2 separate regions of the Homo sapiens genome follow, and region 2 is linked to region 1. A link is an interaction called in ENCODE POLR2A ChIA-PET data of the cell type or tissue named here. Cell type or tissue: GM12878. All regions are shown on one strand. Each heading gives the region's core, and the rest is flanking DNA. Links, peaks and the distances in the headings are about the cores only.

Region 1 (16,666 bases), core at 3,121-11,120:
CTTGGCTCATTGCAACCTCCACCTCCCAGGTTCTAGCAATTCTGGTGCCTCAGGCCCCCAAGTAGCTGGGGTTACAGGCGTGTGCCACCACGCCAGGCTGAATTTTTTGTATTTTTTAGTAGAGATGGGGTTTTGCTGTTTTGGCCAGGCTGGTCTCAAACTTCTGGCCACAAGTGACTCACATGCCTCGGTCTTTCAAAGTGCTGGAATTACAGGCGTGAGCCACCTTTCCTGGCCCCTTGTGGCAATTTTTTACCCAGATCTCTCTAGCCAAAACTATAAAATTGAGAGTTTTGATTCAGCACTATCATTTGGTAATAATGTAGAGAAAAATGGAATGACGTGGAAAATATGTGTAAAATACAAATAAAAAAGATTATAAGATAGTATATATGATATAACCCTAATTTTAAGGTATACAGTATAATGTACAGAAATAAAAAAAAACCCACCAGAGAGATACTCTTCAGATGATAACAGTGGTTATCTTTAAGTTGTAGTACTACAGTTAAAGTTTAATTTCTTTGTGCTTTTCTATTTTTCCAAGTTTTCTATAGGAACATGTTATTAAGAAGTATATATATATATTTTTTAAATTATTTATTTATTTATTTATTTATTTATTTTTTTGAGACGGAGTCTTGCTCTGTCACCCAGGCTGGAGTGCAGTGGTGTGACCTCGGCTCACTGCAAGCTCTGCGTCCCGGGTTCACGCCATTCTCCTGCCTCAGCCTCCCAAGTAGCTGGGACTACAGGTGCCCGCCACCACGCCCGGCTAATTTTTATTTTTTTGTATTTTTAATAGAGACGGGGTTTCACGATGTTAGCCAGGTTGGTTTCGATTTCCTGACCTCGTGAGCCGCCCGCCTCGGCTGCCCAAAGTGCTGGAATTATAGGCGTGAGCCACCGCGCCAGGACTTTTTTTTTTTTTTTTTTTGAGATAGAGTTTTCACTCTTATCGCCCAGGCCGCAGTGCAGTGGCCTGATCTCAGCTCACTGCAACCTCCACCTCCCAGGTTCAAGAGATTCTTCTGTCTCAGCCTCCTAAGTAGCTGGGATTACAGACACGCACCACCATGCCCGGCTAATTTTTTGTATTTTTAGTAGAGATGGGGTTTCACCTTGTTGGCCAAGCTGGGCGACAGAGCAAGACTCTGTCTCAAAATAAGTAAATAAAAGAAAAGAAAAGAAAATTTGAGCAACTAAAAATAACATATTCTTAATACCTTACCTAACTTGTGTCAATTTTTATTTGTGCTATGCATATAAAAAGGTCTCACTGTTGAAGATCACTGTATCTGAAGAGATTCATTTTATTTATTTATTTATTTGAGATGAAGTCTCTGTCACCCAGGTTGCAGTGCAATGGCGCGATCTCAGCTCACTGCAACTTCCGCCTCCCAGATTCAAGTGATTCTCCTATCTCAGCCTCCTAAGTAGCTGGGATTATAGACACGCACCACCACGCCCGGCTAATTTTTTGTATTTTTAGTAGAGATGGGGTTTCACCTTGTTGGCCAAGCTGATCTTGAACTCCTGACCTTGTGATCTGCCCACCTCAACTTCCCAAAGTGCTGGGATTACAGGCGTGAGCCACTGCGCCCAGTCCATTTTATTAATTCATCAAATCTTTGTTGAACTTCTCTTACATGCTAGGCATGTTCTAGATGTTGGGGATATAGTGGTGACGAAGACAGTTTGTACTGTCATGGAGCTTATATTCTGGGCAGATTTATTGGTCAAAAAAATCTGTGATGGGGCCGGGCGCGGCGGCTCACACCTATAATCCCAGCACTTTGGGAGGCTGAGGGAAGCAGATCACCTGAGATCCAGGGTTCGAGACCAGCCTGGCCAACATGGCGAAACCCCATCTCTACTGAAAATAAAAAACTTACCCGGGCGTGGTGGCGAGCGCCTATAATCCTAGCTATTACGGAGGCTGAGGCAGGGAGAATCGCTGGAACGCGGGAGGCAGAGGTTGCAGTGAGTTGAGATCATGCCATTGCACTCCAGCCTGGGAGACAGGGCAAGACTCTGTCCCCCCACCAAAAAAAAAAATTCTGTGATGAATGGTACAGTGTATCAATTAGTAACTGTAAATAAATTAGCATACCAACTATAAGGATTACAAAATTAGAATAAACATCATAGAATTAGTGCAATGTAAATTGATTCACGGTGGTTTTTTTTTTTTTTTTTTTTAGAAATCATAGTATCAATGGGAATAATATGGATTTATTTTTTTTCTTCTAGCTTTAAGGAAGCCTCCTATTTCAGTTTCTCAACATGAAAGTCATCAAGCAATCTCCCATCTTCCAACTGGACAACCTCTCTCCCCAAATATGCCTCCAGGTATGAAGGCTTATGCTTATAATTCCATTTGAAACCAACTTACTAGTCATGTACAGTTATATAGTGTATAAAATATATCACTTAGCAGTATAGTGAAATAGCATTTATTCTTTGAGGTAATGTTATTTTTTTTTAGACTAGTAAAAGCAGAGAGAAATAATAATCTGAAACTCCACTTTATCTGGTGGATTGTTAGTCTTTTTCTTAAGAACAGAAGAATTATTTATTATGCCACTCTGAGCTACATTCCCTTTCCTCTCTGCCTGCTATACAGGTTTAGCTTCTTCAAAATGTGTTCAAATTTATCTCATAGAGGCCTTCTATAAATTACAGTGCCCACCTATATTAAAATCTTCGTACTTATGAATGTATTTGTTTATTTTCTAAACACTCATTCCATTTTATAGAACATTTCCCTGAAATGAGAGTAGATATGATTGAAGAGACCTGCTTAAGGGAGATGATGGAAAGGAAAAAGGTCAGAGTGGAATAGGATGTTTTGGGATCCAAAATTAAAGTCATTGATGAGGATAAAAAGGGAGGTGGGGAAAGAGAGGTGGTATCCAGTAGATAATGCTAAGAAAGAATCAAGAGTCAACACTTGTGAGTCACTGTATAGTGAAGATGACTTAGAGAGTAGAAATTTCAAAAGCCTTACTGGATTTTGGAGATTTCTGATAGTGATATGGAATTTGGAGGGAGGAAAAGATATGAGTATCATTGCTATATTAATCTATGGATTTCTACTGTATATCTTTTTGGTGAATAAGTTTATGGCCATTAGTGGAGATACTCACCTGGGAATGATCAGTAAACTTCCCACAGCTAAAATCACATTGGTTATAATACTTGATTAAAGAAATGAGAATAAACCTTTAAAAAAAAAAAAAAAAGCTTTGTGGCTACCCAATGTTAAACAATAGTGTGTCTTAGCTTTCTAAAGCAGATCTTGTGAAATTCATCTTTAAAAGATTAAATTAAATTATATTCTTTTAATTTGATGTTTTTATGCCACAGATTCACACATAAACCACAATGGAAACCCCGGTACTTCAAAACAGAATCCTTCCAGTCCTCTTCAGCGTTTAATTCCAGGCTCAAACTTGGACAGTGAACCCAGAATTCAAACAGATATACTAAAGCAGGCTACCAAGGACAGAGTCAGTGATTTCCATAAATTGAAGCAAAGTAAGAATCAATTGATGAATATTATGCTAAAAATATTTCTTTAAATGTAATATGAATTAAGGTCTTCATTATTCTGCTCTCTAATAAATGTATAGTGAAGTTATATATATTTAAAGAGAAGGTATGAAAGTGTCAAAATTTAAAGGAAATACAGGTTTTAAATGGATAGATACGATTTTAAAGAAAACTTTAAAAAGGTTCTCATGTTCTCCATTGTTAAATAATAAATTTCAGGTGAGTTGACTTTTTTTAAAAATACAATTAGTTCTTATGAATATAAACTTTTTTGGAGAAATGAGAAAAATATATTTTGATAGGCTTACAAATGAAAACTTTGATTAGGGAGGAGAGAAAATAAATAGTTTTGAAAAATGGAACATTCTGGGAGAAACATACACTCTGGGGGATTGCCTTAGTAGATTGCTCAATACTGCTTCCTCCTCCATTCCCTGCAATTGCATTTTCCTCATTTAGATGTTAGAAGTATAAGAAAAAATTCTAGTAGTAGAATTTGAGGCAGGAGAGTGTCCCTTAGATCAGCTTCCTTAAACTGTGCTTTTCACTGGTTCTGCTTTTCATGGCATCTTCTTACCTTCAATTCTGAATAGACAGAATCTCTAAAAGCTTCAGTTTGTCTTTGGTTTATTTATTTATTTTTAATTTTTATCAGTCACCAGGAGTAAGATCAAGTCTTTGGTTTTTATGATGGCTTCTGTCTATGGCAGCAACTGTGCAGAGCACTGGTTAGGCAGTTATTTGTACAAAGATTGCGTGTAAGCTAATAATTGAACAATGTTATATTTGTGAATTTATTCAAGGTATTTTATTTTATTTCTTTATTTTTATTTATTTATTTTTAGAGACGGGGGTCTCGCTTTGTTGCCCAGGCTGGTCTTGAACTCCTGGGCTGAAGTGATCCTCCCGCCTTAGCCTCACAAAGTGCTGGGATTACAGGCGTGATTCACTGTGCCCAGCCTATTCAAGGTATTTTTGTTGATCTTGTAACAGTTATTCAAATTTATTCATATATGTGAATGTATAGTTTGCATTAATTTAATTGGCTTTCCTTTCTTTTTTCTTTTTTTCTGTTTTCTTCAAATAGGAAATTCCTTGATATTTTAAAGCATATCTGTGTATCTTGACCAAAGTATTGTGTGAAAAACATTTTTATTACAAAGATTTAGCTAACATTTTAAATATAATGAAAAAATATTTCCTCAAAATTGGGTTGGGGGATTGGCCTGAAAACTTACATCTCAACAAGAAGAGGTGTACAGTAAGAGCATAACAAATAAAATATCTTAATTTGATCACTTAAGATTTTCTTCTTTTTTTTTTAAATTTTTTTTGAGATGGAGTCTCACTCTGTCACCCAGGCCAGGAGTGCAGTGGCAGGCAGGAGTGCAGTGGTGCAATCTCAGCTCACTGCAACCTCCGCCTCCCAGGTTCAAGCGATTCTTCTGCCTCATCTTCCTGAGCAGCTGGGATTACAGGTCCACATCACCATGCCTGGCTAATTTTTGTATTTTTAGTAGAGATAGGGTTTCACCGTGTTGGCCAGGCTAGTCTCGATCTTCTGACCTCAGGTGATCCGCCCGCCTCGGCCTCCCAAAGTGCTGGGATTACAGTCATGAACTACTGCTCCCGGCCAAGATTTTCTTCTAAACTTATATTTATTCTATACATTTTTTTAATTGTTGCCTTACCTGTATATATTTTTTTAACTGATATTTGGGTAAAGAAGGTGGTTGGAAATAATTGCTCGGAAATTATTACTCTCTACAATAATTTTGAAAAGAGCCTAGGCATGGTGGTACACAACTGTAGTCCCAGCTACTTGAGAGGCTGAGGCAGGAGAATCACTTGAACCCGGGAGGCGAAGTTTGCAGTGAGCCAAGATTGTGCCACTGCACTCCAGCCTGGGCAACAGAGCGAGACTCTGTCAAAAAAAAAAAAAAAAAAGAAAAGAGCCTATTGAGTTTTAAACCCTCACTCCATATTATTTTCCATTTATCATTAATGTATATGGAGAGTTGAAATCAATGCATGCACAATTTTGTGATTTACTTTGACATTATTTCTTACATTCCTTTTTACTTAATTTAAATTTTTATTAATATATACACATATATTCTGTATATATTATATACATATACAGAATATATGTATACATATACATATATTCTATTGTGCTTAGGCAATAATAACAGTTTACTTAGGTCTCCTCTCATTGTTTAGATCATTTCGTATTTTCTCATTGTAGCTGTCATGATTGTTACTATCATTTTTTTTCTCCAGTTATTTCCTGTTCTTCCTACTTTGCGTGTTCCTTTAAAAGTATAGTCCTCAGAACGAAATTACTGGGTCAAAGCACTTGACTAGCTTTATAGCACTTGTTAAATAGTGTCAGATTGTTCTCTAGAACAGTTTTAAAGTGTCACTGGAGTTATTTAAGTTTAGGGGTTTCTCTGTGGCCTGGCCACATTGATTTTTATCGTTTTTATAAGGTATTTAGAATATAACGTTTCCTTAAAAATGTTTTAATAATCATTTATTCTGGTGGCCTATATTTATGTGAGTAATTTTATTATAATTATTTCTTGGTATATAATCTGTGCATCAGTTTTGACCACTTAGCCTGAAAACTTTGTAGATTTGTTCTATTTATTTGTATCAACTCTTTTCTTTTTCTTTTTTTCTTTTTTTTTTTTTTTTTTGAGACAACGTCTCACTCTATCACCCAGGCTTGGAGTGCAGTGGTGCAGTTGTGGCTCACTGCAGCCTTGACTTCCTGGGTTCAAATGATCCTCCCTTCTCACCTTCCTCAGTAGCTGAGACCACAGGCATGTGCCATCACACCTGGCTAATTTTTAAAATTTTTAAACAAAAATGAGGTCTCGTTCTGTTGTCCAGACTGGTATTGAACTCCTGTGCTCATGTGATCCTCCCATCTCAGCCTCCCAAAATGCTGGGATTACAAGCGTGAGCCACCATTGCCCAGCCCCGTATCAAATCTTTATAGATAATTCAGATTTATCACAGTTTTCCTCTTATATTGTCGTTCCTGATATAAGACTTTCTTATGCTTTATCATGCAAAAGTTTTTTTAATTAAAAATAATTTTTTGTTTTGGTAAGTTACACGTAAAATTCACCAAAATGTACAATTCAGTGGCATTTAGTGCATTCACAAAGTTGTACAAACTATCACCACTCTAGTTCCAGAATATTTTCATCACCCTGAAACAAAACTCTGTACTCTCCTACCCTCAGCACCTGGCAACCGCTAATTTGCTTTTTTCTCTCTGTCTATGGAGTCACCAATTCTGGATATTTCATATAAAAGGAATCATACGGCCAGGCGCGGTGGCTCATGCCTGTAATCTCAGTACTTTGGAAGGCTGAGGTGGGTGGATCACAAGGTCAGGAGATCGAGACCATCCTGGCCAACATGGTGAAATCCCATCTCTACTAAAAGTACAAAAATTAGGCCGGGCACGGTGACTCAAGCCTGTAATCCCAGCACTTTGGGAGGCTGAGGCGGGCAGATCACGAGGTCAGGAGTTTGAGACCATCCTGGCTAACATACTGAAACCCTGTCTCTACTAAAAATACAAAAAAATTAGCCGGGCGTGGTGGCGGGCGCCTGTAGTCCCAGCTACTTGGGAGGCTGAGGCAGGAGAATGGTGTGAACCCAGGAGGCAGAGCTTGCAGTGAGCCAAGATCGCGCCACTGCACTCCAGCCTGGGCGACAGAGCGAGACTCCATCTCAAAAAAAAAAAAATTAGCTGGGCGTGGTGGCGCATGCCTGTAATCCAAGCTACTTGGGAGGGTGAGGCAGGAGAATCACTTGAACCAGGGAGTTGGAGGTTGCAGTGAGCTGAGGTCACGCCACTGCACTCCAGCCTGGCAACAGAGCGAGACTGCATCTTAAAAAAAAAAAAAAAAATCATACAGTATGTGACCTTTTGTGTCTGGCTTCTTTTATTTAGCATAATTTTTCTGAAGTTCGACCATGCTGTAGCATGTAGCATCTATCAGTATTTTATTTCTTTTTATGGCTGGATAATATTCAGTTGTATGGATACATTTTGTTTATTCATCTGTTGATGTATATATGGGTTGTTTCTATATTTTGGCTATCGAATAGTGCTTCTATGAACATTTATGTACAAGTTTTTTTGAACATCTGTTTTTAATTCTTTGGGTATGTACCTAGATGTGAAACTGCTGAGTCATATGATAGTTCTATGTTTAGCTTTTTGAGGAACTGCCAAACCATTTTCCACAATAGCTGTACCATTTTACATTCCCACCAGCAACGTATAAGAGTTCCAATTTCTCCACATCCCCTCCCTCCCTCCCTTCCTCCCTCCCTCCCTCCCTTCCTCCCTTCCTTCCTTCCCCCCGCCACTTTCATTCATTCCTTCTACCATGTAGTACATATGAAGTGATGTTTCCTTGTGGTTTTTATTTGCATTTCACTAATGACATTGAGCACCTTTTCTGTGTACTTTCTGGCCATTTGTATATCATCTTTGGAGAATTGTTCTTTCAAGACCTTTGTCCTTTTTTAAAATTTACTTTTAGAGACAGAATCTAGCTTTGTCACCCAGGCCAGAGTGCAGTGGCACAGTCATAGCTCACTGCAGCCTCAAACTCCTAGGCTCAAGTAATCCTCCTGCCTCAGCCTCAGTAGTAGCTATGGCTACAGGCATACCCTACCATGTCTGGCTAGTGTATGTATTTATTTTTTAGCTTTTGTGGAGATGGGGTCTTGCTGTCTTGCCCTGGCTGGTCTCCAACTCCTGGCCTCAAACAATCCTCCCATCTTGGCCTCCCAAAAGCACTGGGATTATAGGTATGAGCCACTGGGCCTGGCCCTTTGCCCATTTTTATGTTGGGTTATTTGTCTTGGTTGTTGAGTTTTAAGAGGTTTTTGAAAAGGTATTCTGGTTACTAGACCCTAATCAGGTGTATGATTTGCAAATATTTTTGCACAGTCTATGGGTTGTCTTTTCATTCTTGATAGTGTCCTTTCATGCACGAAAGTTTTTAATTTTGATGAGGTCCAATTTATCTATTTTTTGTTTTTGTTCATACTTTGAGTATCATATCTAAGAAACCAGTGCCAAAATCATGGTAATGAAGATTTCCCCCTGTGTTTTCTTCTAAGACTTTCATAGGTTTAGCTGTTATATTTAGGTCTTTCATCCATTTAAAGTTAGTTTTTGTATATGGTTTGAGGTAAGGTCTAACATAATCCTTTTGTGTGTGGATACCAGTTGTCCCAGCAACATTTATTGAAAAGACTCTTCATTTCCCATTGAACAATCTTGGTATCCTTGTCAAAAATCTATTGACCACAGATATATGGGTTTATTTCTGAATTATAAGTTCTGTTACATTTATCTATATGTCTCTCCTTATGCCAGTATCATACTGTTTTCATTGCTATAACTTTGTAGTAAGTTTTGAAATTGTGAATTATGAGTCCTTCAACTTTGTTCATCTTTAAGATTATTTTAGCTCTTCATGATCCCTTGTAATTTTATTGTAGGATCTGCTTTTCCATTTCTACTAAAAAGGCAGCGATATTTTAAAAGGAATTGTGGCTAGGCACAGTAGCTCACACCTATAATTCCAGCATTTTGTGGGGCCAAGGCAGGAGGATCACATGAGGCCAGGAGTTCAAGACCAGCCTGGGCAACGTAGCAAGACCCTATCTCTAAAAAAAATTTAAAAATTAGCCAGGCATGGTGGCACAAGCCTGTAGCCTCTGCTACTGTGGATGCTGAGGTGGGAGGATTGCTTGAGCCCAGGAGTTCAAGGTTATGGTGAGCTATGATTGTTCCACTGCACTCCAGCTTGGGTGACAAAGTGAGCCCTGTCTCTGAAAAAATAAAATTAAAAAATTGGCCGAGTGCGGTGGCTCATGCCTGTAATCCCAGCACTTTGGGAGGCCGAGGCAGGCAGATCACTGGAGCCCAGGAGTTTGATACCAGCCTGGGCAACATGGCAAAACCCTGTCTCTACAAAAAATACAAAAACTACCCACATATGGTGGCATGCACCTGTAGTCCCCGTTACTTGGGAAGCTGAGGTGGGAGGATCACTTGAGCCCAGGAGGCAGAGGCTGCAGGGAGCTGAGATTCTGAGATTGTGCCATTGCATTCCAGATTGGGCAGCAGAGCAAGACCTTGTCTGGAAAAAAAAAAAAAAAAAAAAAGGAATTGCACTGAATCTGTAGATCACTTTGGAGAGCACTGCCATCTTAACAATATGAGGTCTTTCAATCCATAAATATGGGATGTCTTTCCATTTATTTAGGTCATCTTTAATTCCTTTCAGCAATGTTTTGTAGCTTTTAGTGCACAAGTCTTGTGCTGCCTTGGTTAAATTTATTCCTAAGCATTTTATTGTTTTGATGTCATTGTAAATCGAACTGTTTTCTTAATTTTCCTTTTAGACTTCTTGCTAGTGCATATAAATATGACTGATTTTTGGCCTGGCCTGATGGCTCATGCCTGTAATCCCAGCATTTTCGGAGACCGAGGTGGGTGGATCATCTGAGGTCAGGAGTTCGACACCAGCCTGGCCAACATGGTGAAACCCCATCTCTACTAAAATACAAAAATTAGCCGGGTGCAGTGGCAAATGCCTGTAATCCCAGCTACTTGGGAGGCTGAGACATGAAAATCGCTTGCACCAGGAGGTGGAGGTTGCAGTGAGCCAAGATCGCGATACTGTACTCCAGCCTGGGTGACAGAATGAGACACTCTCTCAAGGAAAAAAAAAAAAAGAAATAAGACTGATTTTTGTGTGTGTTGATCTTGTATCATGCAGCTTTATACAACTTGACACAAAAGGTCTTTATTTGTATATATTCAAGCATATTGATCTAGACTCTTATGATGATTTTCATTTCTCTTATAGAAGATCATTTCTTTTATAAAAATCATTTCTTTTATTCTATCTGGACATAAATATACTGTTCTTTTTTTTGTTTTTGAGACGGAGTCTTGCTCTGTTGGCCAGGCTGGAGTGCAGTGGCGCAATCTCAGCTGACTAGAACCTCTGCCTCCTGGGTTCAAGTGATTCTCCCACCTGGCCAATATGGTAAAACCCCATCTCTACTAAAAATACAAAAATTAGCTGGGCTTGTTGGTGCATGCCTGTAATTCCAGCTACTCGGGAGGCTGAGGCACAATAATCTTGAACCTGGGAGGCGGAGGTTGCAGTAAGCCAAGATTGCGCCACTGTACTCCAGCCTGGGCAACAGAGCAAGACCCTGTCTCAAAAAAAAAAAAAAAAAAATCGTTAGTATTCTTGTGTTTATTCAGCTTTGCTTTCCATAGAGTAAAAACTATTTAGTTATAAGAAAAATTTATTTTATTTTAGTTATTTAAGAGACAGGTGGCCTGGCACAGTGGCCCATGCCTGTAATCCTAACACTGGGAGGCCGAGGCAGATGGATCACTTGAGCCCAGGAGTTCAAGACCAGCCTAGGCAACATGGTGAAACCCCGTCTCTACAAAAGATACAAAAATTAGCTGGGCATGGAGGCGTGCTCCTGTAGCCCCACCTCCTTGGGTGGCTGAGTTAGCAGGATTCTTTAAGCCCAGGAGTTAGAGGCTGCAGTAAGCCATGATCGTGCCACTGCACTCCAGCCTGGGCAACAAAGCAAGACCTTGTCTCAAAAGAAAAAAAGAGAGAGGGAGAGAGACAGGGTCTTGCTGTGCTGCCGGGCTGGATTCAAACTCCTGGGCTCAAATCATCCTCCTGCCTTAGCCTCTTGAGTAGCTGGGATTTATAGGCATGCATCACTGAGCCCAATGAAAATTCATTTTTTTTTTTTTAGACGGAGTCTCGGTCTGTCGCCCGTGCTGGAGTGCAGTGGCGTGATCTTGGCTCACTGCAAGCTCCGCCTCCCGGGTTCACGCCATTCTCCTGCCTCAGCCTCCCAAGTAGCTGGGACTACAGACGCCTGCCACCACGCCCGGCTAATTTTTTGTATTTTTTTAGTAGAGACGGGGTTTCACTATGTTAGCCAGGATAGTCTTGATCTCCTGACCTCGTGATCTGCCTGCCTCGGCCTCCCAAAATGCTGAGATTACAGGCGTGAGCCACCACGTCCAGCTTGAAAATTCATTTTTAAGTACAGTTTTGCTTTATAGTTTTCTTCTTTTTTGACTTACAATTTTTTTCTTTCATTTAACACTTGTCAAATCATTATTTGTATCTAAATCATTATTCTCAAAAATTTCATTGTGGCCGGGCACAGTGGCACACGCCTGTAATCCCAGCACTTTTGGAGGCTGAGGCAGGTGGATCACTTGAGGCCAGGAGTTCGAGAGCAGCCTGGCCAACATGGCAGAACCCTGTCTCTACTGAAAATACAAAATTACCCAGGTGTGGTGGTACACGCCTGCAGTCTCAGCTACTCAGGAGGCTGAGTGGGAGGATTGCTTCAATCTGGGAAGCAGAGGTTGCAGTGAGCCATGATCACGCCACTGCACTCCAGCTTAGACAACAGAGTGAGACCCTGTCTCAAATAAATAAATAAGTAAATAAAAAATAAAAGCACTTGATACTCTGTAGGTACAAAATAACATGCTGTTAGAAAAAAGTTGAAAATTTTATTGAAAACACTATTAGAAAAGGAGGGGAAGTCCTTAGACTTTATATAGTTATCACCACAATTTTTGTTTTGTTTTGTTTTTTGAGACAGGGTCTCACTCTCTCACCCAGGTTGTACTGCATTAGCACGTTCATAGCTCACTACAACCTTGACCTCCTTGGGCTCAAGGGATCATCCTACCTCAGCCTCCTGAATAGCTGGGACTACAGGTGTGTGCCACCATGCCTGGCTAATTTTTGTATTTTTGCAGAGACAGTTTCACCATGTTGCTCAGGCTGGTTTCAAACTCCTGAGCTCAAGCAGTCCTCCCACCTCAGTGTCCCAAAGTGCTGGGACTACAGGCATGAGCCACCATTCCTGACCTCACTACAAATTTTTTGGCAGCTTTAACTTTAGTATTTTTGTTTTATAGCTTAATATATCATACTTATATTGATATATTTATAAAGAGCTGCATATTTTTGTAAATTTAATTTTGTATTACCACATCATGCAAAAGTGGCTAGAACATTTTGGGGTATATTTCACCATATTTGGAAGATGTATTTGGGTTAGTTTAATTTAAACTTTAGAATGTAGGCTATGTGGTGACACAAAATATAGTTTAGGGATACTTCAAAGAAACAGACATCTTCCAAAATAGTTGAAACTGAAAATCCAGGCGAGGCCTACATGTTTGCCAGCTAGGAGGGACATACCATTTGTATTTAGATGCTTTGAATAGAGATAAGAATTTACTTCAAATGTCAGCTCCCATATGGAAAGTCATGAGGGTGGTTACTCCAAACAGTAGGGAGTGATTGTTGATCAAATTGCTTCTCATATTGGCTTTTCTGTATAGCAGCAGGGTTTCATTTATTTAACAGTGGTTATTAATCATTCTCCCAAGGAACACTGGAGAGGCAAGCTAGTGTATCACAGAATACCTGATCTTCCTTTACATATAGAATTTTTTTTTTTTTTTTTGAGATGGAGTTTCACTCTTGTTGCCCAGGCTGGAGTGCAATGGCACGATCTCGGCTCACCCACCGCAACCTCCACCTCCCAGGTTCAAGTGATTCTCCTGCCTCAGCCTCCCAAGTAACTGGGATTACAGGCATGCACCACCACGCCCGGCTAATGTTATATTTTTAGTAGAGACGGGGTTTCTCCATGTTGGTCGGGCTGGTCTCGTACTCCTAACCTCAGGTGATCCGCCCGCCTCAGCCTCCCAAAGTGCTGGGATTACAGGCATGAGCCACCATGCTCAGCCCCCTTTTCTAAGGTCCCTCATCCCATTTATAAGAGTGGAGCCCTAATGGCCTAATCACCTCCCAAAGGCCCCATCTCTTAATATCACCACAGTAGGGATTAAGCTGCAACATGAATTTTGGAGAGGACACATTCAAACTGTGGCAATTATTAGTTACCTAAATTGGCTCATGAAGATTTGAAAACTTGAATAAACCAATAATCATTAAATAAGTTGAATAGGTATCAAAAGTTCCCCCCTTCCCTCAAAAGAGACTGGTAAAAGTTAATGAGAGTTTAGCTTGATTACTAATTCAGGGTCACTGTATGAAATCAAGCAAACCAAAAACTGGTTCTTTGAAAAGGCAAGTGAAATTGGAAAGACCAGCCAGGTGTGGTGGCTCACACCTGTAATCCCAGCACTTTGGGAGGCTGAGGCGGGCAGATCACGAGGTCGGGAGATCGAGACCATCCTGGCTAACACGGTGAAGCCCCGTCTCTACTAAAAAAAATACAAAAAATTAGCCGGTCGTGGTGGCGGGCGCCTGTAGTCCCAGCTACTTGGGAGGCTGAGGCAGGAGAATGGCGTGAACCCGGGAGGTGGAGGTTGCAGTGAGCCAAGATTGCGCCACTGTACTCCAGCCTGGGCGACAAAGTGAGACTCCATCTCAAAAAAAAAAAAAGAAATTGGAAAGATCGTCAGCACACATTAAGACAGGAAGAGATGACACAAATTCTCAATAACAAAAATGAAAAAAAAAGAACATCAATATAGATCCTACAAATAATATTAAAGGACACATGATAAGAGGTATTATTAATTTAATGCCAAAACATTTGCAAAGTTAGATGAAATGGCCAATGTCCTAGAAAAACACTTCTATACAAAACTGACAGAAAAAGATAGGGAAAATCTGAATAGTTCCATGTCTATTAACATATTGAATCTGTAAGTTAATATTTTGGTACCTAAATGGTTTCATTGATGAATTCTTTATTTTTTATTTATTTATTTATTTTTGAGATGGAGTTTTGCTCTTGTTGCCCAGGCTGGAGTGCAATGGCACAATCTCAGCTCACCGCAACCTCTGCCTCCCAGGTTCAAGCTATTCTCCTGCCTCAGCCTCCCGAGTAGCTGGGATTACAGGCACGTGCCACCATGCCCTGCTAATTTTGTATTTTTAGTAGAGACAGGGTTTCTCCATGTTGGTCAGGCTGGTCTTGAACTCCCAACCTCAGGTGATGCTCCTGGCTTGGCCTCCCAAAGTGCTGGGATTACAGGTGTGAGCCACCGCACCCAGCTGGTGAATTCTTTCAAACATGAAAGAATACAACCAATGTAACATAAACTTTCAGAGAATTGAAAAGGAAAAAAACACTCCCCAACCCATTTTATGAGACCAGCATAAGTTGGACAGCAAAACTAAGAATATTATGAGAAAGAAAAATTATAGCAGTTTCTCTTATTAATATAGATATAAAAATCCTAAACAAGGCCAGGCACGTAGCTCACGCCTGTAAATCCCAGCACTTTGGGAGGCCAAGGCAGGTGGATCACCTGAGGTCAGGAGTTTGAGACCAGCCTGGTCAACATGGTGAAACCCTGTCTCTACTAAAAATACAAAAATTAGCTGGGTGCGGTGGTGCGCACATATAGTACCAGCTACTTAGGAGGCTGAGGCTGGAGAATCGCTTGAACCCGGGAGGCGGAGGTTGCAGTGAGCCAAGATTGTGCCACTGCACTCCAGCCTGGTGACAAAGCGAGACTCGGTCTCAAAAAAAAAAAAAAAAATTCTGAACAAAACATTAGCAAGTCAAATCCAGAGATAGATAAAAATTATATACATGATGACCATGTTGGATTTAATCTGAAAATTCAAGATTGTTTAATATTTGAAAAGCGATCTATGTAATTTACCACATTAACAAAATATATGAGGAAAATCATCTCAAAAGATGTAAAGTGAGCATTTGAGGAAATTCATGCATTTATGATAAAACAACCAATTTTAAGCAAAGTAGGGTTAGAAAGTAATTTCCTTAACTCGATAGAGTATTTTAAGCATCCTATGACAAATATCAAATTTAATGATTAATTCTCAAAAACCTTCCCTTGAGATCTAGAAAAGGATACCCACCATCATCACTTCTATTCCGCTTTTCACTGTAGATTCTAATCAATGAAATAAAGCACAGAAAAGGAAATAAAGAGTATAGAGATTGGAAAGGAAGAAATATAACTGATAAGCTGATATTATTTGTAGACAATATGATTTTATATGTAGAAAACTCAAAACAATTTATAAACAAATGTATTTAGCAAAGTTATTACATGCAAGATTTATATACAAATTATATTTCTGTATATAGCAGCAGTAAACATAGTGAAACTTTTAAAAAGAAACTTTTTAATAGCATAAAAAGACATCAGATACCTTGAAAAGTTCTTACAAAGATTTACAAGAACCTCTATAAGCTACAAAATATTGTTCACAGAAATTAATTAATATATAAATAAATCCATATCCATGGATTGGAATGCTCAATGTTGTAATTATGTCAATTCCTCCCATATTAATCTAGAACTTCATTGCCATCCCAATTATAATCCCAGCAGAGTTTGGGGGTTTTGGGTGGAATCTGATAAGCTGACTCTAAAATGTGTATGGAAACTGCAAAGGAATAAGAATAGCCAAGACAATTTATAAAAGGAATAAAGTGTAAAGACTTCCACTATCAGATATGAAGATTTATTATAATGCTCTTTTTTTGTTTGTTTGTTTGTTTGTTTTGAGACACAGTCTCGCTGTATTGCCTAAGCTGGAATGCAGTGGCGTGATCTCAGCTCACTGCAGCCTCTGCCTCCCACATTCAAGCGTTTGTCGCCCAGGCTGGAGTGCAGTGGCGCAATCTTGGCTCACTGCAATCTCCACCTCACAGGTTCAAATGATTCTCCTCCCTCAGCCTCCTGAGTAGCTGAGATTACAGGTGCATGCCACAACACCCAGCTAGTTTTTGTATTTTTAGTTAGAGATGAGGTTTCACTATGTTGGCCAGGCTGGTCTCAAACTCCTGACCTCAAGTGATCCACCCGCCTCAGCCTCCCAAAGTGCTAGGATTACAGGCATGAGCCACCGTGCCCGACCTACTGTGCTATTTTATACAAGGGACTTTAACATCTGTGGATTTTGGTATCTGCTGGGGTCCTGGAACAAGTTCTCAGTGGATACTGAGGGAGGAACAACTCTATTCACCA
Region 2 (16,666 bases), core at 6,492-14,491, 130 kb after region 1:
GTAATCCCTGCACTGGGAGGCTGAGGTGAGAGGAATGCTTGAGCCTGGGAGTTTGAGACCGGCCTGGGCAAGATAGTGTGAGATCCTGTCCCTTCCAAAAAAAAAAAATTAGCCGGGCATGGTGGGGAGCACCTATAGTCCCAGCTACTCGATAGGCTGAGGCAGGAGGATTGCTTGAGCCAGGAGGCTGAGAAATCAGACAACCATTTCAGGGTCATAGTTGCATAGTATAGAGGATAAAACTAATATTTTAGCTTGTAGGGAACAATAATTCAATAATTAATTGTAGATGAATATTAAAAATACTACTTTAGAATAATTTTAAAGTCACTTTCCCATCCTTATTAGTATGTTTAGTTATTGGTACTAATTTTTTCATCATAATTATTCATTATTAATTGGCTAAAAAAAGGAAAAGATACAAATGAAACCAATAGTTCTCTATTTCTCAAAAATATGGAAAAATATATTTTATGGGGATTCTTTGTCTAAAATGTATCTTTCAAAATTAGGAGCAATTCATTAAAATAAAATAGAGGCCAGGTGTGGTGGCTCATGCCTGTAATGATAGCACTTTGGGAGCCCTAGGTGGGTGGATGGCTTGAGCTCAGGAGTTCAAGACCAGCCTGGGCAATGTAGTGAGACCTTGTCTCCACAAAAAATGCAAAAATAGGTGGCACACACCTCTAGTCCCAGCTACTTGGGAAGCTGAGGTGGGAAGATCACCGGAACCCCGAGAGCTTCAGGCCCTAGTGAGCTGTGATCACGCCACTGCACTCCACCCTGGGTGACAGAGAGCCAGTCTCAAAAAGAAAAAAAAGAAGGAGAAAAAACATACGGGCCAGCCATGGTGGCTCACACCTCTAATCCCAGCACTTTGGGAGGCTGAGGCAGGTGGATCACCTGAGGTCAGAGAGTTCGAGACCAGCCTAAACAACATGGTGAAACCCTGTCTCTACTAAAAAAAAGAAATTAGCTGGGCGTGGTGGCAGGTGCCTGTAATCTCAGCTACTCGGGAGGCTGAGACGGGAGAATTGCTTGAACCCGGGAGGGAGAGGTTGCAGTGAGCCGAAATCGCACCATTGCACTCTAGGCTGGGCAACAGAGCGAGACTCTGTCTCCCAAAAAAAAAAAAAAAGAAAAGAAAAGAAAACATACTATGTGGAAAGTTCTTATTTAATGGCTATAAATTTAGAAGGTGTGACAGTTGATTACATTAAATTGGAGGCTTCATTTCCTTTGAAGTTTAGAGTTTGAGTTTAAAGGTAACATTTTTGTTTTACTAAAATGGCCATTGTTTTGACTAAACTTTTATTAATGTAAATACATCAAGTTTTTTAACATATGCAAATATATGTACATACAATATAATGGCCAATTTTTCCCTGATGAAAATTATGCTTCATTGGTAACTTTTTTTTTTTTTTTTTTTTTTGAGACAGAGTCTCAATCTGTTGCCCAGGCTGGAGTGCAATGGCGCTATCTTGGCTCACCACAATCTCTGCCTCCCAGGTTCAAGAAATTCTCCTGCCTCAGCCTCCCGAATAACTAGGATTATAGGCACGTGCTACTGAGGCCGGCTAATTTTTGTATTTTTAGTAGAGATGGGGTTTTACCCTGTTGGCCAGGCTGGTCTTGAACTCCTCACCTCAAGTGATCTGCCCACCTCGGCCTCCCAAAATGCTGGGATTACCGGCATGAGGCATGAGCCACCATGCCCAGCCCCATTGGTAACTTTTAATATAAATCATATAAATCACCTATATGAATACATTAAGCTTCATTTTATCCTACTTTGACTTTTTTTTTTTTTTTTTTTTTGGAGGCATGGTGTCGCTGTGTCACCCAGACTGGAGTGCATTGACACAATCTCTGCTCACTATAGCCTCTATCTTCCAGGCTCAAACCGTCTTCTCACCTCAGCCTCCCAAACAGTAGCTGGGACTACAGGAATGTGCCACCATGCCCTTTTTTGTATGTTTTGTAGAGACGGGGTTTCTCTGTGTTGCCCAGGCTGGTCTCAAACTCCTGGGCTCAAGCAATCCACCCAGTTCAGACTCCCAAAGTGCTGAGATTACAGATGTGAGCCACCGTGCCCTGCCTGTACTCTTTAAAAAATTTCTTTTCAGGTTGATTTCTGTTTGAGTAAGGTTTTGCAGGAACTTTTTTTTTGAGACAGAGTCTCGCTCTGTCGCCCAGGCTGGAATGCAGTGGCACAATCTTGGCTCACTGCCAGCTCCGCCTCCCAGGTTCACGCCATTCTCCTGCCTCAGCCTCCCGAGTAGCTGGGACTACAGGCGCCTGCCACTACACCCGGCTAATTTTTTTGTATTTTTAGTAGAGACAGGGTTTCACCGTGTAAGCCAGGACGGTCTCAATCTCCTGACCTCGTGATCCGCCCACCTCGGCCTCCCAAAGTGCTGAGATTACAGGCGTGAGCCACCGCGCCTGGCTTTTTTTGTTTGTTTTTTGTTTTTTTTTTTAAATAAGACTGAGTCTCGCTACTCTGTCGCCCAGGCTAGAGTATGGTGGCACCATCTCAGCTCACTGCAACCTCCACCTCCTGGGTTCAAGCGATTCTCCTGCCTCAGCCTTCTGAGTAGCTGGGATTACAGGCATGGGCCACCATGCCGAGCTAATTTTTGTATTTTTAGTAGAGATGGGGTTTCACCATGTTGGCCAGGCTGGTCATGAACTCCTGTCCTCAACTATCTGCCCACCTCGGCCTCCCAAAGTGCTGGGATTGTAGGCGTGAGCCACTGCACCCAGCCGCAGGAGCTTTTAATTTAGGGATTTTTTGTTGTTTTGTTTTTATTTTTATTGGTTTTAGTGTTTACCTATTCATCCCAAATTTATCCACCTACAAATACTACCCCCAGCATCTGTCTACCTCTTATTGGAATTTTCATGAAGCAAAAGATTACTACTGTAACATCACTCAGTGGGTTATGAAATTGAGACCACTCTAGGGCCTACCTGAATAACCCTCTTTCTTTGGAGAAGGTTTGGGTTTTATCTTTAAGTTCTGGTATTGATGCTAAGAACATGTGAACTAAATTAAACAGTTTACTGAAACAGTTTGTTATCTCCCTCTTCCAAAAGTATAGATTTTGGCTGTAGGGCTTTCTCTTTGGAATTGAGGTTGCCCAGTTCTGCCCAATAGAATCATACTCACTCCAGCTCTTCTTGTGACTGATTACTTTTAAACAATGAGATAGATAATAATAGCTAATAGCTATTGGCACTTTGAATGTACCAGACACTGTTCTAGGTACTTTACGTGTATTAACTTATTTAATCTTCACAACCACCTTATGATGTAGATATTGTTGTTATATCCTGTATTTTATAGATAGGGAAACTGAGGTATACAGAAGAGTTAAAAAATTGGTACAGCCACTTGTACACTTGTGGTATCTACTGATGGTAAGATAAGATTTTTTCAGTTAATTGTAGCATCTCATTCTTTTTTTTTCTTTTTTTTTTTGGAGACAGGGTTTCATTCTGCCACCCAGGCTAGAGTACAGTGACATGATCACATCTCACTGCAGCCTCAACCTCCTGGGTTCAAGCAATTCTCCTGCCTCAGCCCCCTGAGTAGCCGGGACTACGGGCGAGTGCCACCACGCCTGGCTAATTTTTGTATTTTTTTGTAGAGACAGGGTTTCGCCATGTTGCCCAGGCTAGTCTCAAAACTCCTGGGCTCCAGTGATCCTTTCACCTCGGCCTCCCAAAATGCCCTAGCATTTTAGGATTATAGACATTGAGCCACCACACCTGGCTGCATCTCATTCTTTATGTTCCCCAACTTTGTTTATTTTCTACTGTTTTAATTCTTCTTGCTTAATTAAATAAGAAATAGCACCTACCAGTCATCTTTTTGATTAAAAGAAAACAGATGTCATACTCTAAAGTGGATGATTCCTTGGATTCATCATTTTTTAAAACCTATTGCCACAATGTAGCAATAGGTTGGAAGGATGTCATGGAAAAAGTTTCAAAGATGTTTCTTTTTGAAAGTTATGGTCTGCCGGGCGCTGTGGCTAGCCCCTGTAATCCCAGCACTTTGGGAGGCTGAGGCGGGTGGATCACGAGGTCAGGAGTTCAAGACCAGCCTGGCCGAGATGGTGAAACCCTGTGTCTACTAAAAATACAAAAAACTTAGGCATGGTGGCGGAGCCCTGTCAGCTGAGCTATTCGGGAGGCTGAGGCAGAGAATTGCTTGAACCCGGGAGGTGGAGGTTGTAGTGAGCTGAAATCGCACCACTGCACTCCAGCCTGGGTGACAGAGTGAGACTCCATCTCAAAAAATAAAAAAAGAAAGTTATGGTCATATTATCTGGGCCTAAAAATCATTTAGAAATGTTTTTCCTAAAAAGACTCACATGTAATTTTTGGGGGGGTCATACTGTTAAAATTATCTATGATATTAGATTAAGGTTTGATAAACTAGTAGAAATTACTAAGTATATAACTTGAAATTATATAATTCGATGTGAGTTTTAATTTAGACTTTACCACATAATATGTAGAATCAGTTTATAAGTGGATTATCATTTTAATGACTGCCTTTTTTATTTTTATTTTTTTTATTTTTTAATTTTTTTGAGACACAGTCTTGCTTGATCACCCAGGCTGGAGTGCAGTGGTGTGATCTCAGCTCAGTGCAACCTCCACCTTCGCTGTTCCAGTGATTCTCCTGCTTCAGCCTTTCAAGTAGCTGGGACTACAGGCGTGCACCACCACCATGCCCAGCTAATTTTTTGCATTTTTAGTAGAGACGGGGTTTCCACCATGTTGGCCAGGCTGGTCTTGAACTCCTGACTTCAGGTGATCCGCCCGCCTTGGCCTCTCAAAGTGCTGGGATTACAGGCGTGACCTACCACGCCCAGCCAATGACTACTTTTTTAAAAATCCAGCTATGTTAACTATTAATAGCCTTTCAGTACTATCTATATACAATTTTTATCTTAACACACAAAAAAATAGACCATCAAGTATTATTCATATCAAGTAGTAGTAGTGTAGTGGGTTTTTTGAAATTATATATATGGCTGGGTGCGGTGGCTCATGCCTATAATCCCAGGACTTTGGGAGGCCAAGGCAGGCAGATCACTTGCCTTGCTGACATGTCAAAACCCCGTCTCTACTAAAAATACAAAAATTAGCCGGTTGTGGTGGCATGCGCCTATAGCCCCAGCTACTTGGGAGGCTGAGGCAGGAGAATCGCTTAAACCTGGGAGACGGAGGTTGCAGTGAGCTGAGACCACACCATTGCACTCCAGCCTGGGCAACAGGGCGAGACTCCATTTAAAAATATATATATATATATTCATTTTCTGTGTAAAATTTAAATTTTGGTAAAATCAGTTCACAACACCTTTTTTTTTTTGAGACGGAGTCTCACTCTGTTGCCCAGACTGGAGTGCAGTAGCGCATCTTGGCTCACTGCAACCTCTGTCTCCTGGGTTCAAGCAATTCTCCGGTCTCAGCCTCCCCAGTAGCTGGGACTACAGGTGCATGCCACCACGTCCAGCTAATTTTTGTATATTTAGTAGTATATTTAGTAGAGACAGGGTTTCAACATGTTAGTCTGGCTGGTCTCAAACTCCTGACCTCAGGCGATCCACTCGTCTTGGCCTCCCAAAGTGCTGGGATTACAGGCGTGAGCCACCATGCCTGGCACCACAACACTCTTTTACAGATATTCTGATAGATTTTCATTTTAAAAGTTTTGCATAATGAACATGTTCATAAATCTGTATCTTCAAGTAGTAGTCAATCTTGAATAGTTTTTTAAATATAATTATTTCTTATTATGGCTTTAGGCATTATTTTTAAACTTTTGACATTTTCCACAATATATTTGGTTTACTGAGAAAATATTAAAATTATTTGTACTATAAATAAAATATTATCGATTTGAAGAAACATGTATACTAGACTGAAATGAAGCTTTTGGCCTTTGGGAGATTACATAATTTTGAAGAGCTGCAAGTTTCAAGAAGGTAAAATACTAAGTAGAGAAAGGAGTGGATTAAGGAAATGTAGAAAATGGGAAGTAGGCAGCTCAGGAAAGGAATCTTTGTATGAGAGTAAAATTAGAAGAAAAATGGAGCTAATGCTATTTGTAGAATAGATTTTGAAGCATTTGGAGGCATGTCTATGTGTGCATCTGTCTGTTTTTGTATCTCTGACCTAACACAATAAAGTAATGGTAGTCTCAAGAGTTAAACTCATTGTATTATATGTACCTGACAGATGTTCTTTATTTGTTCTTACCAGACAGTACGTAGTGCTTCTTGACTTATATATTTCTGTTCACGCTTACCTATATCCAAATAACTTAGACGCTGCTGGCCTTATGTCTCATCTCTACTTCTGTTTCTGAGATTTTCCTTTGCATCACATGGCACAACCCCATGTGGCCCTAACCCCAGCCCAGTACCTTTCTACGTTTCTTCCCACTTTCCTCCCTCATTCTCTGCCTGTGTCTTTTAATACTGAAACACCTTCTTGTTCACATGGTGAATCTGTTCTGAGGATAGGAACTATTATTTTCAACAGTTACTCTTTCCATTCTCATAGTAAAGAAACACTCTAGCAATATATTCCTTTATCTTCAGTGCCACCTCTTATCCCCAGTAAACAAACACATTTTGAAAGCAATGTCAAATTTTAAGATGCATGTTATATTTAAGTATAGTTAAAGTAGTAGTATGCACAATGAAGTTATAGCTTTGACCTAATCTGGAAGTCACTGTATGAGAAGTTGGAAAATGTCACCTTTGAACAATGTTCCACTTACTATGGCTGGAAAATATTGTTAACTAGACATATTCTTGTGCAGTGGAATTGTGTCGTGTTCAGAGGCAATAAATCTCAAAGAGGCCCTGCTTATCTTAGTTTACTGCAGGTTGAATATCCCTAATTCAAAAAATGCGAAATCTGAAATGCCTCAAAATCTGTAATTTATCACCAGGTGTGGTGGCTGATGCCTGTAATACCTCCCCTGGGAGGCCGAGGCGGGGAGATCACCTGAGTTCGAGAGTTTGAGACCAGCCTGGTCAACACGGTGAAAACCGTCTCTATTAAAAATACAAAAATGAGCCGGATGTGGTGGCACACGCCTATAACCCCAGCTACTGGGGAGGCTGAGGCATGAGAATTGCTTGAACCTGGGAGGCAGAGGTTGCAGTAAGCCAAGATCATGTTACTGCACTCCAGCCTGGGCAGCAGAATGAGACGGTCTCGCAAAAAAAAAAAAAAAAAAAAAAAAAGAAAATCTGAAACTTAGTCGGGTGTGATGGGTCATGCCTATAATCCCAGCACTTTGGGAGGCCAAGGCAATATTGCTTGAGCGTAAGAGTTTGAGACCAGCTTGGGCAACATAGTGAGATAGTGAGAGCCCATCTCTACCAAAAAAAAATTGTTTAAAGCCAGGCATGGTGTTATGCACTTGTCATCCCAGCTATGTGGAAGGCTAAGACAGGAGGATCACTTCAGCCCGGGAGGTCGAGGCTGCAGTGGCCATGTTTGCACCACTGCACTCCAACCTAGACAACAGAGTGAAACCTTGTCTTAAAAAAAAAAACAAAAACAGCCTGAAACTTTTTGAGCACTGACATGACGTTCAAAGGAAATGCTCATTGGATCATTTTGCATTTTCAGATAAGGGACACTCAACCTGTATATGGAGCAAGTGATAATAGGGATATTGAAAATAAAACATTTATATACATGAAAAAATGAAATATTTTTGGTTACTAACTGCATGTGAGTGATGAACACTGGCAACAAGTAAAAGGTTCTGATAGTTTATAGTTTATCATCTACCTTGAGATGGAATTCAGAAAAAGTATTGGCAGAATAGATGGGTTGTTCTTAACCATCACAAATCTGTTTTGAAAAGACTCAGTTGATTAAAATGATTTTGTTAGTAAAATAATATACATAAAAATCTGTTGTTGTTTGGCTTACCAAAGAAGGTGTGTGTGGTTTTCAATCAAGGCTACAAACTACACCAAATGTTTCAGGATGAAAATGTTAAAATTGATTAGAAGAACAACTATCGTTAAATTTTTTAGACCTCATCCTAAACGATGGTGATTGGATGCTGAGGATTTGGTTCTTTTTTTCTGCTTTGAGGAGGGGTATGTGGTTTACTTTGTTTTTGATCATCAAGACTGATAGGATTAGGCCGGGCGGAGTGGCTCACGCCTGTAATCCCAGCACTTTGGGAGGCAGGCAGATCACTTGAGGTTAGGAGGACAATGTGGTGAAACCCCATCTCTACTAAAAATACAAAAATTAGCCAGCCATGGTGGCCCATGCCTGTAATCCCAGCTGCTCCGGAGGCTGGGGTAGGAGAATTGCTTGAACCCTGGAGGTGGAGGTTGCAGTGAGCCAAGATGACGCCACTGCATTCCAGCCTGGGGGAAAGAGCAAGACTCCTTCTCAAAAAAAAAAAAAAACTAATAGGATTAAAAACAAGTAAACCTTTATCTAGCCCAGAGATGGGGACAGAGTGATATTATTAGCACAGTAATGATCATTCAAAATTTGTCTTCTGGCCTGGCTTGGTGGCTCACGCCTGTAATCTCAGCACTTTGGGAGGCCAAGACGGGCGGATCACCTGAGGTCAGGAGTTTGAGACCAGCCTGCCCAACATGGCGAAACCCCGTCTCTACTAAAAGTACAAAAAGTTAGCCGGTCGTGGTGATGAGCACCTGTAATCCCAGCTACTCCGGAGGCTGAGGCAGGAGAATCACTTGAACCCAGGAGGCGGAGGTTGCAGTGAGCCAAGATCATGCCATTGCACTCCAGCCTGGGCCGTAAGAGTGAAACTCCATCTCAAACAAACAGAATTTGTCTCCTATAAGTGGTCAGTTCTTAAGGAAATTCTCTATTTTGCCCTAAAACATTCCTAGAACTAGATTTTTGTCATGGGGGCATTTTTGTGTGCATGTATATGGATGCCAGAATTGAAACTCCACTAAGCCTGGGTTTGAATTTGTTGCTACCACAAGGTGTTTGGTTTGTTTTTAATCTGAATCCGTGAATCTAGTTCAATAAATACTTGTTATTCGTGGTATTTGAAATTATAATAGTAGTCACCTTTGAATGAAGTATAGTATTTTTCTTTCTGTAAAATTTTGTAACAAAATGAATACAATTTAGAGGAGTCAGAATGTAAATAGTTTTAATGGTTGCTCATGGCTTTTTGAATATTAGATTATAGGAGCTATATTAAATGTAGGCAAAGAGAGACACAGAAATAAGAAAATAATGTATGTAAAGCAGTTCTGTGGGTACTGTAGTCTTTTCTGATACTGACCAGTAGGTTTTGAGAACTGTTGTGTTTGACTGTTATAATTTTAATCTCAAGTAGCCAATAGTGCTAATTTAGATGCCACATCTGAGTCATTAAATGTAGAATAGGAAGATTGATTTCTGAAAAACTGAGGTTATTTAAACCCATCAATCCAGACGTCTCCTTTTGAATATAATTTACCTTGATATAAATTTAAAATAGAGATATTTTTAGCAGGTGGTTGTTTGAAGGAATTCTGAGTAATTATTGAGGAAGGTCATTGAGACAGGTCAGCTAGAGGTGGACACAATAATTGGATGGATGCTACCTGGCTGGAAGATGGAGCTTACTGGTGGATCAAAATCTCAGAGGGAAACTTTCCATTTTTAGCTTAAATGTTTATTAAAATTACATACCAGTGAAGTACTGTATGCTGCTATTAGTAAAAATGACTTGATCATCAGTGATTATTATTATCCCACCAAAGAGATTGGTTTAAGTGATCGCTTGTATGTGAAATATACTTGGTTTGAGTGGTACTTAGTTAATATTTCTATACTTTAAAACATGAACTTTTTCATTATAATCAAAGTTAGAATACAGCACATCTTAAAAAGAAGTGGTTTCCCATTGTATGTTTATTTGCTGAAACTTATCTTTGTATTTCCTTAGGTTTATGTGAGATTAAGACCATTTTTCAGGGAATTCCTGGAACGAATGTCTCAGATGTATGAGGTAAACATGCTTAAGCTAATTACATATGTATTTTTATTTTATTCAATATAGTACCCATATTTAGACCATGTATAATGATTACTTCTTTTCCCCTGAATTTATAGATCATTCTTTTTACTGCTTCTAAGAAGGTGTATGCAGACAAGTTACTGAACATACTAGACCCTAAAAAGCAACTGGTCAGGTAAATTTAATTAAGAAATAGTGGAAATGTCTGTCACACTGATCTATGAAATTACTGATTCTATTTCATTTTAATGGCCATTTTCAGTTGGCTGCATATGTGTTGAATGGTGAATATAAATGAATTTTTTAAGCCCCTAAACTCTTTAAAAGAGTTCCTAATGATGGAACTCCAGACAGACGTTCTTTAAAGGATACAAAGATCCAGTGCCTTTATTCACTGTGACATCTATATCCTCATTTCTTTTGGGATTGGGGAAGACGGGGGTTGGGGGGGTTGTGTGGAATTTTTCCACGTTGTGCATGATGTTTCATCTCCATATGTCTCTGAGGTAATGCATGTTAATTTACTTTTTAATGGCATAGAGAAATAAAAATTATTTTTTAACAGAAAGGATCAAATTAAGCCCTTGCTTTTTTTGAAAGCAAATTTATCTTCCATGGAAAGAAAATGTTACATGAATCTGATTGGAAATTACAGTGGGTTTAGTCACTCAGGTTATCCTGACTGGACTCAGTTCCTTGTGTGTGCCCTGAGCCAGCAGATGCAGTGTTTTCCTGGTTAGTGGGAGTGCCGTGGTGATTTTAAAATATTATGATAATTAGTTCCATTATTTTGTCAGCTGAAGTGAGATAGTAAGACTGCAGCAGTCTTGCTGTATCCTTTAAGAGGAGGGGTTAATCTTTGAATTTTTGATCAAAAGCTGAGAGAGATGACACAAACGGCTCATAAAAGCTTTAATAGGGCCAGGCGCGGTGGCTCACGCCTGTAATCCCAGCACTTTGGGAGGCTGAGTCTGGCTAATCACCTGAGGTCAGGAGTTCAAGGCCAGCCTCACCAATATGGAGAAACCCCGTGTCTCTACTAAAAATACAAAATTTAGGTGGGCGTGGTGGCGCATGCCTGTAATCCCAGCCACTCGGGAGGCTGAGGCAGGAGAATCGCTTGAACCCGGAAGGCGGAGGTTATGGTGAGCCGAGATCGTGCCGTTGCACTCCAGCCTGGGCAACAAGAGCAAAACTCCATCTCAAAAAAAAAGACTTTAATAGCTGGGTTGGTTGGTTGGTTCGTTCGTTCTTTCTCTCTCTCTTTCTTTCTTTCTTTCTCTCCTCTCTCTTTCTCTATTTCTTTCTTTCTTTTTCTTTTTTTTTTTTTTTGAGGCGGATTCTCACTCTGTTGCCCAGGCTGGAGTGCAGTTTGCAATCTCTGCCTTCTGAGTTTAAAAGATTCTCCTGCCTCAGCCTCTCGAGTAGCTGGGACTACAGGTGTGTGCCACCACACCTGGCTAATTTTTAGTGTTTTTAGTAGAGATGGGGTTTCATCATATTGGCCAGGCTGGTCTTGAACTCCTGACCTCAAGTGATCCACCCACTTTGGCCTCCCAAACTGCTGGCATTACAGGCGTGAGCCACTGCACCCAGCCCAGCTGAGTATAAATTTTCTTAAATACTTTTCCCATGTTGTCTTACTGGAAAATCCTAAAGTGTATTTTCTGCTGTTAACAGTACCTTTATTATTCAGTGGTTGCAAGTATACTGAAAGGCTTTTCCTAATGTTCATATTTTGGAAGGTTTTTTATTCTAAATAAAGCTGTGGTATCTTTTGTTTTTTAATCTAAAGGGTCAAAATAAGTAAGCTGCAGTCACACAAATGGGAAATGGTATTTTCTGTTCACAAAAGTATATTGTAATTTATGCTAATTTTACCTCACTTTACTAAAGTATACCCAGTGATTTTGTTTTGATGACTTCATTCATTATAATGATTTCTGTTCAGCATCTCCAGTATTCCAGGGAACAGTGGTGAGCAACACAAGCTCTTCCCTCTTGGAGCTTTCATTTACTAATGAGGAACAAATGATAGTCATGTTATGACAATGTGTTATAAATTAACAATCCTCTTTTAAACTAGATTTATAAAACCTACACACTTGAGGGTTTCCATTTGTTCTATCTAGATGTATTTTGAGAAATCTGAAACAAAAGCTTGTTTTTTTGTTTGTTTGTTTGTTGTTTGAAACAGTCTTGCTCTGTCACCCAGCCTGGAGTGCAGTGGTGCGATCTTGGCTCACTGTAAACTCGGCCTCCCAGATTCAAGCGATTCTCCTGCCTCAGCCTCCTGATAAGCTGGGATTGCAGGCGCGCATCACCACGCCCAGCTAATTTTTGTATTTTTAATAGAGACGGGGTTTCATCATGTTGGTCAGGCTGGTCTGGAACTCCTGACCTCGTGATCCGCCCACGTTGGCCTCCCAAAGTGCTGGGATTACAGGCGTGAGCCACCGCGCCTGGCCAACAAAAGCGTTTCAAAGAGTAGATTGTGAGTGCTATAGGGAATTGTCTGTGTTGGTGACAAGGTAGACTCTAAGAAATTCCTATGATCTAGGCTGAGTGCCGTGGCTCACGCCTGTAATCCCAGCACTTTGGGAGGCCAAGGCAGGCGGATCACGAGGTCAGGAGTTCAAGACCAGCCTGGCCAACATAATGAAACCTCGTCTCTACTAAAAATACAAAAAAAATTAGCTGGGCATGGTGGCAGGCGCCTGTAATCCCAGCTACTCGGGAGGCAGAGGTTGCAGTGAGCCGAGAGTCTGCCATTGCACTCCAGCCTGGGCGACAGTGGGAGACTCCGTCTCAAAAAAAAAAAAAGAAGAAAAAAAGAAATTCCTGTGATCTCTAAATCTCATGAGTTTCTAACACAAGTCTGTACTCACATGGATGATCTGCTCTTTGATGACTGGTACAAATAGTTTTTTTCTAAAAATGCAAATACATGCTATACACCCTCAGATTCCTGAATGAATAATTGGAAGGCTTTTACTGTAATTTAATTAAAATAACTGTAGTATCCACGTACAGATTCAGTTGTCTCCTGTCTCAATGAGTTTGCCACTATCGGTGAAGAGGCATCAACAGTGACTTGAATTTACATGCTGTATCTGCCTTTCCAGTTTCCTCATATCTAAATGTTTATAGAAATAAAACAGTGAATCTTATTTAGGCCCAACCAAGGCTTGAATTAATTTACTTAGTCTTTTTTGTTGTTGTTTTTTCAAAGTAGAACTGACTAAACTTTCCCGGGGCCAGATGATCGTTTGACTGTGATTATTAAAGTTATTCCTTATAATAAGGGGGAAAGAACTGCTTATACATTTTGTCTGTTCGTTAAATTCTTCCTTTTTGCCATACCAACTGGCACTGATAATTTTAAGGTTGAGTTTTTATTTGTGTGTGTATATGTAGATTTTTATTTATTCTTGGTAGCACTGTGACAGATTTTGTGGGTAGAAAATACCAGTTTCTTGAAATTGCATAATTTAAAATACAGGTCCAAATAGGTCCTAGATTTTGTAAAATTGTTAGTGTGATTAAGACACAAGGAAGACAACTTACCAATTATTAATATATACAGAATAGAGTACTTCAAGGTAGAAAAAAATTATATGAAACAATTATTAGTAATGTTCAGAGACTAGTATTTTGAGTATAAATTGAGATTATAATAATCACTTTAGTATTGTAAAACCTTTAATAGCTTTCTAAAATGATGTAGTATTTTTCTATGTGAGTGAAATATCAGTTTACATTTATAATACTTGATACTTAAATCTGAATTCCTCATTTCACTTAATCTTTTTTCAAATGATCATACACATATACTAAAAGAGGGGTGTTTAGGAAAAGTTGAAATGATGGAATGTTTTGGTCTTAGGACCTTTTCTCAAAAAAAATAAGGAAATCTAAAAAGCATTTTTTCAAATGCCAACACAAAAACATTCCTTCTTATATTTTCTATTCTGGCATGTACAGGGATAGGGAGGCTGTGTGGTCCACTGGTTAGAGCCAAGGACTGGGAGCCAGGAGGATCCTGGGTTCCAATGCGGGGCTAACCACTGACTTACTGTGTGACCTTGGGCAAGTCACTTGACCTCCTTGTTCCTCAGTCAACCATCTGGAAAATTGGTTAAAAAGCAGGACCTCGCTGACAACCAGATGCTGCATCTGAGCTGAGCTTTCTTGGGTAAATAAATTACAAAAACAATTTAGAGTTTTTAATCCCCCTTTATAATTTAATAATAACATTTTGGGATAAACTCAAGTTCTTTAAGGCATAGTAATATTTGGTTGTAAGCTTTCAGTAATTGCTTAGAATTTTTATAGTAAAATGGCAGCCCAACGCTTAGACCCATATTTGTGTTTGAATTTCCTTCAAGAGAGAAAATCATATGGCTTAAACTATAAAGCCTATGGTGTATATATATGTGTATATGTTCTACTTTTTAGAAAGTTTTTTTTTTTTAATTTGTTTTTATTTTTATGTTTAGGCACCGGCTTTTCCGTGAACATTGTGTTTGTGTACAAGGAAACTATATAAAGGACTTAAATATTCTTGGAAGAGATCTTTCAAAAACTATAATAATTGACAACTCACCACAAGCCTTTGCATATCAGGTAGGAAGAAAGTTGATAAACAAACTCAGATTGGAAAAAATACAATGAAGACACATGCTGCCAAACAGAATATGATGGGAGAAGAAGAAGAGAATTTTCACTGGTGGAATTTCCCTTTAATGTGTCATTTTTTTAGAATTAGAAATGACAAAGTGGTATATTCCTTTTGGAAAATTTTTACTTAAATGACATGCAGCATAAATGAAGAAAAACCTGAGTAAGAAAACTATAAGATAAGCATCATTGAATAGCATTCTTATCAGTTATTAAATCAGTAATTAGTAATTTAATCATAAACATATTTGAGTACTATAGTTAGTTTATGTTCTTCTGGTCTGGTTATTTGGTTTAATGTTCTGAAATATTTTCTTAGACTATTTTGTCAATATATTTGTACCCTTTGTTAATATTTCTTTGACGTATAACTACAAATGTAGATGAGTCATCCTTCCTTCCTTTTGTTTTTTTGTTTTTTTTTGTTTTTGTTTTTTGAGAAGCAGTTTCACTCTTGTTGCCCAAACTGGAGTGGAGTGCAATGGCGTGATCTTGGCTCACTGCAACCTCCGCCTCCTGGGTTCAAGCGATTCTCCTGCCTCAACCTCCCGAGTAGCTGGGATTACAGGTGTCTGCCACCACGCCTGGCTAATTTTGTATTTTTAGTAGAGACGGGGTTTCTCCATGTTGGTCAGGCTGGTCTCGAACTCCCGACCTCAGGTGATCGCCTGCCTCAGCCTCCCAAAGTGGTGGGATTACAGGTGTGAGCCACTGCGCCTGCCTGATGAGTCATCCTTTCAAGGTATATTTTAGATTATGAATATGTCCATGTGATATGATTTCTTTTTTCTTTTTTTTGTTTTCCTTTTTTTTTTTTTGAGACGGAGTTTTGCTCGTCGCCCAGGCTGGAGTGCAGTGGCACGATCTCAGCTCACTGCAGCCTCCACCTCCCGGGTTCGTGATTCTCCTGCCTCCACCTCCTTAGTAGCTGGCACTACAGGTGCGCGCCACTATGCCGTGCTAATTTTTTTGTATTATTAGTAGAGACGGGGTTTTGCTGTGTTGGCCAGGCTGGTCTCGAACTTCTGACCTCAGGTGATCCCACCTGTCTCAGCCTCCCAAAGTGCTGGGATTACAGTTGTGAGCTACCACACCCAGCCCCATGTGATAGGATTTCTTAGATTTGCTTCACAATAAGCCAGTCCAGAATAGGGATGATGCAAAGTGGATTGGAGTATAAACTAGATTTGTCCTGTGTTTCAAAATGTCTATAATAAAAAGAAAACAAGTGAAAAGCTGTATATGATACTAAGTTATATTTAGGTCCTTACTTTTATTTGTTTACATTTAAAAATGTCTTTTAAGAATTTCATCTTGGTTCCTAGTTAAAATTATATCAATTATCCTCCATCTCATATACAACATTTAGCCTAAATTTTAAAACATTTTATCCCAGAGATTATTCACCATAAAATAAATATGGCTTGCATTCTTGTTTTTAGGCTCCTCTTCAATGAAATACCATTAATTTGTTAAGTTTCTACTATATTTCAAGTTATCATCCTACTCGATGGGAATAGAATAATGAATGGGAGATATGGTCACTGTATTTAAGGGGAAAAAAAAGTATAGGCTTTTCTATATTCTCTTTAGATTGGCAGTGTCCCATCATTCACAGTGCCTACCTAGCATTGTACTAATTGTAACTATTTCTTGAAGGAATAATGGAATATTTTATTTATATTAATGATCCTTATAAAATGTATTTTAATGGAACTTTCTTGTTTAGTTTTATATACTCTGAGAAGAAATGACACTGAAAAACCAATAGGCTTCAATTTATTTCCTTATCCTCTGTCTCTTGCACTATTGAGTTGTCAAAGAAAAGTCTGGTGACATTACTTTTCAAAGGAACTTTTAGATCAGTGTTTACTTAATAAATCTTTGTTTATTTTTTAACTTTTTCCAAACTAGGTAAAATATAAGTAA

Evidence for each region. Peaks named below come from ENCODE experiments on the same cell type or tissue, not always from the same donor. Only the 100,000 strongest peaks of a DNase experiment are listed, where the experiment ranks them.
Region 2: POLR2A ChIA-PET joins it to region 1 with 5 read pairs; 4 of 35 experiments call an interaction of 5 or more read pairs at or near these places.

The regions. Positions count from the first base shown.
Region 1 is chr15:44,377,437-44,394,102 of GRCh38, forward strand. It overlaps GOLM2 (golgi membrane protein 2), which reads left to right. Exons shown (of 10, transcript NM_138423.4): 7 at 2,254-2,352; 8 at 3,370-3,540. Among named protein-coding and RNA genes, the nearest start is that of CTDSPL2, 42 kb to the right of the region's middle. In GM12878, for the core only: no CTCF peak of the experiment used is centred there; a DNase peak (open chromatin) is centred at 7,815; H3K4me3 peaks cover 306 bases; H3K27ac peaks cover 1,943 bases.
Region 2 is chr15:44,504,613-44,521,278 of GRCh38, forward strand. CTDSPL2 (CTD small phosphatase like 2) reads left to right here. Exons shown (of 13, transcript NM_016396.3): 9 at 9,986-10,048; 10 at 10,153-10,232; 11 at 14,557-14,683. Among named protein-coding and RNA genes, the nearest start is that of EIF3J-DT, 24 kb to the right of the region's middle. In GM12878, for the core only: no CTCF peak of the experiment used is centred there; no DNase peak of the experiment used is centred there.